Linked DNA regions of Mus musculus: region 2 is linked to region 1. The links are chromatin contacts, found by Hi-C or POLR2A ChIA-PET in ENCODE. All regions are on one chromosome and are shown on one strand. The core of a region is the stretch at or near the end of the contact, and the rest is flanking DNA. Distances in the headings are between cores, read along the strand shown.

Region 1 (3,239 bases), core at 291-2,790:
TGATGGGTGTTCACAGTTGAGAGTCTGTGTGAACATCAGCACCCAGCATTTAAAACGTGTGGCAGAGGCAAGAAGGAGAGAGACACCGCAGCCCCCCTCTCTCCCTCTTTATTATTTTTTTCCTGCTCTCTCGCTCGCTCTTTATTACTTCTTCTCCTCAGGGAGGGGTATGTGTGAAAGGGAGCTTGGCACAATTCCATGGAGATGCCCCTCTGCAAAGGGGTGACTCTACTGAGGCCCTAACCAGTGGGGGGGGGGGCGCAGAAAAAAGTGAGTGTTATAAAAATCAGTAACTTGGTGCTAATTTGTTCTTGACATAGAAGACAGTTCGGGATCTAAGTACTCTGCCTGAACAAGAGTGATCCTGAAAGGAAACTGGGAATAAGGCAGCTTAAACTTAAGCTGCCTGGCTCCTTAGCGCTTATCACCCCATCAGCCCAAGCCATTGAGGAGGGGGGGTGGTCTTGTACTTGTATGTTTGGAGTTGCACCTGTCAGAAGTCCCTTTAAAGAGCGGCAGGTTTTCTCTGCTTTCTACAGTTCCTTGTGTGAACCCAAAGAGACTCTTGCAAGCATCCCGGCCTTTCCTTTTGCTCAGTCAGAATCTGCTTCTGTTTCTTTGAGAGTGGGGGCGGGGGGAGTCTCCGGTATCCCTTTTGTATGCTGAAATGGCAATCTGTCCTTCTGCCCCTCTCCGTTAGCCTCTGCTTCTCGCTGAGTGTATTTCATCATTTCTCTCCCCACATCGGGACGAAGTCTGCATTTGGGAAATCCAATCGCCCAATCATGTCTGATACAGGAGAGAGCCCTTTTCCAGACAAACTGGGGCTTTGGGGAAAGCCTCTGAGGTCGGAGTTTGAGACTCTGGTTTCGGCACCAAAGGCTCGGTGAGGTCCTTGTCCGCCGTGAGCTGACTGCCACAGCTGGAGCCTTCCTAGCTAGATTTATTATTATTATTATTACTATTACTATTATTACTAAAATTCCAGGTTTGCCTCCATTCTCAGCTCCAAGCCCCAATTTAGAGACTTCGGTAGTCAAAGCCATCTGTTTGAGAACCGGAGCCTCTCAGCGTCTCTCAGTCCAGAGCCTAGGAGGAGGAGCCATCCTCTTCTCCCTAGGTCCCTTTGCGTCGGCCAAATTAAGCCTCTCTGCCCCCCTCCCCTAACAAGGCTTGCCTAGGGGGCGTTGCCCGTCCCTTTAAATCTCCCAGCTCTCTCCTCCTTTTCCTTTCCAGTGAGCCAATCAACAAAGTTCTCATTTCTTTCCGCCCCGCCCCATCTCCCGGGGAGGGAACCCCAGGAGACCCAGGCTTAGCATCACGTGCAGCGGCTGTGGTCACGTGGGAACCAGGGGCGTGCTATGGTGAGGAGGGCGGGAGTCGCCGGATTTCTTAATGAAGTGTGTCCGCATGCGTAGTGGGAATGCGGCTAGGGAGGGGGAAGCACCGGGGGGGGGGGTGGCGGGGGGAGGAGGGGAGGGGTGGAGAGAGAGAGAGAAGGGAGGAGGGATGGGGGAGGGAAAAAGAGAGCGAGGTGTCTCCCTAGCTCGCTGCCTCTGGCAAGTGGAGTTTTTAAAAAGCTGGAGCAGATCATGTCATGACGACTTCGCTGCTCCTGCACCCGCGCTGGCCGGAGAGCCTTATGTACGTCTATGAGGACAGCGCGGCGGAGAGCGGCAGCGGCGGCGGCGGGGGAGGCGGCGGCGCGGGCGGCGCGGGGGGTGGCTGCAGCGGAGCGAGCCCCGGCAAAGCCCCGAGCATGGACGGGCTGGGCGGTAGCTGCCCGGCCAGCCACTGCCGCGACCTGCTCCCGCACCCTGTATTGGCCCGCCCGCCGGCTCCTCTGGGTGCCCCTCAGGGCGCCGTCTACACGGACATCCCAGCCCCGGAGGCGGCGCGCCAATGCGCCCCACCGCCGGCGCCCCCCACCTCGTCCAGCGCCACCCTGGGCTATGGTTACCCATTTGGGGGCAGCTACTACGGCTGCCGCCTGTCGCACAACGTGAACCTGCAGCAGAAGCCTTGCGCCTACCATCCGGGGGACAAGTACCCAGAGCCGTCGGGCGCGCTGCCTGGTGACGACCTGTCCTCCAGGGCTAAGGAGTTCGCCTTCTACCCCAGCTTCGCCAGCTCCTACCAGGCAATGCCCGGCTACCTGGACGTGTCGGTGGTGCCTGGGATCAGCGGGCACCCGGAGCCGCGTCACGACGCGCTCATCCCTGTTGAAGGCTACCAGCACTGGGCTCTTTCCAATGGCTGGGACAGTCAGGTGTACTGCTCCAAGGAGCAGTCGCAGTCCGCCCACCTCTGGAAGTCTCCCTTCCCAGGTAAGGAAGGGGCTTGAGCGGCGGCGCCGCCGCCGCCGCCAGGGACCCCTCCCCGCCCTGCCTGCCCCGCGGCTCCGCGCCTCAGCCACCCCCGCCGTCTGGCCCCGGCGCGCCGGCTCGGCTAGGCTGTCGATGGAGCCGGCCGGGCGAGCTATGCTGAGGAATGCGCTGGGGAAGAAATCTGCTCCGACACGTTCCCCGGAGCTGCCGGGTCCAGAGTGAAGCAATCAGAGGCGCCCGAGCGCCGGCTCGGCTCGGCTCTGGTCGGGAGCTCGCCTCCTCCTCCCCCAGCCTGCTCCAGCCTCATTCAGGGATCCTGGCCCCTAAATCCGCTTCCAGCCAGGAATGGGTTGGGGTTGGGCCTCTGGTGTCTTGGAACTTAGTCCAAAACCCTCAACCCAGTGGATAGTTGGGATTTGGGGAGAGTATAAGAACCTTTACCTTGCCCGAGTTTTCAGGAGCTGTCAACCACCAGATACTATAGCATTAAAATGGGGATCTAATTCTCCAGAGCCTATAGAAATGTACAATTTTTTTTCTTTTTAAATTTAACCATGAATGTTTTATAAGAGCACAGAAGAGATTTTTAAAAATCTCTGTAGAGGGAATGTGTAAGATTTGAATCCTCTCCTGGAATGCAATTTTTTTCTTTGCCGCTCTGGTACACAGTTTTAATCCTGTGAATCCACTGCCAGATCCTCCAAGTGAGATTTACTGGCATTCCAGACAGAGAAAGGGGTTCTAAAATGGGAGGTGGGAGAGGCAGACCTGTGCTGTGGTCCGGGGTCCAGACCACTCTTGTCTGGCTGTGTATGCAAGAAGAGAGCACTCTTGTGTTGTTCCTCTGTGGCTGTCTCTGAATAGGAAAGGATTCCATACCGCCCCCATCACTCCCCAGAGGAGAAAGACCGG
Region 2 (3,239 bases), core at 406-2,905, 69 kb after region 1:
CCAGCCCAGAGTTGTCTCATATGGGCAGAAGGAAAGGAAAAGATCTGGTTTTCTAACCAAGTCCTTCCTTGCCTAACCTGCAAACCTCAGGATGTGGGGTGTGGGCAGATCAGATGGATTTTTTTTCTTGATACAAAAACCTACAAATGTATATGTTTATCAAGCACTATGTGAATGTGCCTGGTGTGCATATGTATGTACAGGTCTGTAAGTCAGAGTGGCCACTTCCAGAAATGAGTATGGGTAGTGTAAAATGAACTAGCACTTGGTGTGTCTCTTTATCCCGGGATAAAGAGACATACATACATACATACAGTACATACAGTGTGTGTGTGTGTGTGTGTGTGTGTGTGTGTGTGTGTGTGTGTTTGGAGTGTGCTCCAAGGTGGCCTCACATACTGTAGAGGAAGAAGACAGGGGGAAAAATCATTCTTATTCATCTTCATGAGCACAATAGCCCACACGCACACATTGTTCTTATGCTTTCTTCTCTTTTCTCTCTGAATTAAGCCCACATAACTGCAAACACCATGGCCAGAGAAGGGTGTTGGTTATTTTTTTTCCATTAGAATTAACTTGAATTTGTCCAGTCTTGGGCATGGGGATGCTGCCCCCGCCCAGAAAGTGTGGGTAAATATTTAAAGAGTGTCTGTTGACAGTTCCCTTCCACATCCTGGCCTGGGCAGCCTGCCTGGAGAAGGGCTTGTGTGTGCAGGGAATCCTGAGGGCCCCTCTAGGTTGAGCTGGCATTTCCTAAGGGATGGTGGTTTATGAGAACCAGTAAGAGGTCTACTCTTTTGCACCCTTCAGTCCAGCTGTAATCTCCAAAAATGAAATCTCTTGAGTTGGGCTAGACAGAAACCTGGGCACACAAACTATTCCTTTGAGTCCCCATAAACAGCTTTGCTCTCAGGTTCTCCCAGCCAAGCCTATTGGGGTTCCCTACTCCTTGGAGAGGTTGCTTTCTATAGGTCATGCTGAGGCATATAGAGTGCCCCCCAAGAGCAGTCAAGAGACAAGAGTCCCCAGGATATAAAAATGACAGAGCAGCTCCAGACCTTGAAGAGAGACCAGAGGCTGGAGATTGTGCAGGCTGAAGGGTTTGGGGTACATGATCACCATGCTGGGCTTCTCAGAGTCCTCAGACTTAAGGAACCTCAGAGAACTCATCTTTTGGATTGCAGGCTCAGCCCTGACTTACTAACTCTCACCTCCTGGGGGTCCTCTACCTGTTGAGGTAACCTGAGTTGACCTGATGGCTCAGGTATCTCTCAAAAAGGAAAGAAAAGGGGGAACACCTTCAAACTAGAGTGCACACCTTGGAAAAGCTGGCCTTGTCCATTAGCTAGGGCTGGCTCACCACCCCCTACACACACCACACCCCCATTCCTCGCCTCTCCTCCCTCCCTCTCCTCCAGGTCCCCCCCCCCAGCCCTGAACCCCCTCTCCCCCAGTCTCTCTCTCTCTCTCTCTCTCTCTCTCTCTCTCTCTCTCTCCCTCTCCCTCTCCCTCTCTCTCTCTCTCTCTCTCTCTCTCTCTCTCTCTCTTGCTCGCTCGCTCGCTCGCTCGCTCGCCTGTCTTCATGTCGTGGATTGATGAACGCGAATCGCGTGTAAGCGCCGCCACCGCCGGGAGTCTGAGGAATTCGCCTGGGCTGTTAGAGGAAAGAGCTAAGTGAGAGCGCGCGCTCTACCTACCGACAGTGAGCAGAGAGCTGCAGCCGCCCGAGCCCGCAGCCGGCACCGCGCCCCCACCTGCCCAGCCCCCAGCCCAGCAGTCCAGCCCGGGGGAGCCGGCCAGCTTGGGGTTCGGTCCCGGGGGGAGGGGAGTTTCGGGGATACCCGGCGGGGGAGCGTGATCCAAGGGGAGGGGGCCGCGGGTTTTCATGTACCCAGCATGAGCTCCTACTTCGTCAACCCCCTGTTTTCCAAATACAAAGGCGGCGAGTCCCTGGAACCGGCCTATTACGACTGCCGGTTCCCTCAGAGCGTGGGCAGAAGCCATGCGCTGGTGTACGGGCCCGGCGGCTCCGCGCCCGGTTTCCAGCACGCCTCGCACCACGTCCAAGACTTCTTCCACCACGGCACCTCCGGCATCTCCAACTCGGGCTACCAGCAGAACCCATGCTCGCTGAGCTGCCACGGAGACGCCTCCAAATTCTATGGCTACGAGGCGCTCCCCAGACAGTCCCTTTATGGGGCTCAGCAAGAGGCGAGCGTGGTGCAATATCCCGACTGTAAATCCTCCGCCAACACTAACAGTAGCGAAGGACAAGGCCACTTAAATCAGAACTCGTCTCCCAGCCTCATGTTTCCATGGATGAGACCCCACGGTGAGAAGCCTTTTCTCTTTCCCCCTTGGTCTCCCGCGCTCCGGGGTCTTCCCCCCTCCCTCGCCTCCTTTTTGTCTGCCCTAGCTCGCTTTCCTTCCTGGCTTTGGGGGTCTCTCCCACTCCACTCCCGTGCCTGGGTGGGTTCCTGGGAGATTGAAAGGCTTGGCTGGGGGTGGAGCGTGGGGTGCCTGAGACATTGTGCTTGTTGGGGTGAAGGTGGGGGAAAGGTGACTTGTGGGTGCAAAGGGTTAAAAATCGTTTTCTCTATTCCTTCTGTCTCTCCTTCTTCCCATCTGTAAAGCCAAAGTTGGGGAGATGGCTGGCAAGGACACCCTAAGTAAACTGAGGTTATCAGTCTTTGGGGTTGGTAGCCAGTTTTCCCAAAGACATTTCCCAACGCCAGCCATCCCAAGACAGTGACCAGACTGTTGGGTGAAAAGGAGACCCTTTGCTATCTCCCCCTAGTCAGGGAGAGGGGCAAGACCTCCCCTCTCCCAAGGACAAGCATTCTGCCTCTCTAGGATTGTCACTTCTTCCCCTCAGAGAAGCAGCCTGAAGGCCACTACCCCAACTTTTCTGTACTTCCTCCAATTGAAGAGAAGACTGAAAGCCCGAGAAGAGGAAAATGATTGCTCAAAAGGAGAGAGGGGTCATACCAAGTAGGGGCCTCTGAGATCCAGGGTACTCGAGTCAGGCTACCCGCCAATCAAGAACTATGGAGTCTCTTGGAAAGCTGTTTAGGTCATGAGCCCCTCCAAGGGTGGCCCTTCATGGCCCAATTTCGAAGTACAGGGGGAAGAGATAACGACAAGTTCCGGCAGGGATGGCCCTTGATTTATTTTTGGTCTCCAGTTAGCAATCAGGCAGAGCAGTGATACATTCCAGAAGATCAATTATTTTTCTTATT

What was found. A loop is a pair of places that touch in the nucleus more often than their neighbours do. ChIA-PET counts read pairs that join two places held with the same protein, here RNA polymerase II (POLR2A).
Region 2: a loop to region 1 is called in a map of ES-E14, with 2.0 times the contacts of the local background. The contact joins the promoter of Hoxc8 here to the promoter of Hoxc13 in region 1. A Hi-C loop is called at or near these places in 1 of 37 maps with a recorded cell type or tissue (ES-E14). POLR2A ChIA-PET finds 5 or more read pairs at or near these places in 2 of 5 experiments (both embryonic stem cell).

Annotation. Positions count from the first base shown.
Region 1 is chr15:102,919,591-102,922,829 of GRCm38, forward strand. It overlaps Hoxc13 (homeobox C13), which reads left to right and starts at 1,541. Exons shown (of 2, transcript NM_010464.2): 1 at 1,541-2,327. The coding sequence starts at 1,598.
Region 2 is chr15:102,988,884-102,992,122 of GRCm38, forward strand. Hoxc8 (homeobox C8) reads left to right here and starts at 1,656. Exons shown (of 2, transcript NM_010466.2): 1 at 1,656-2,332. The coding sequence starts at 1,897.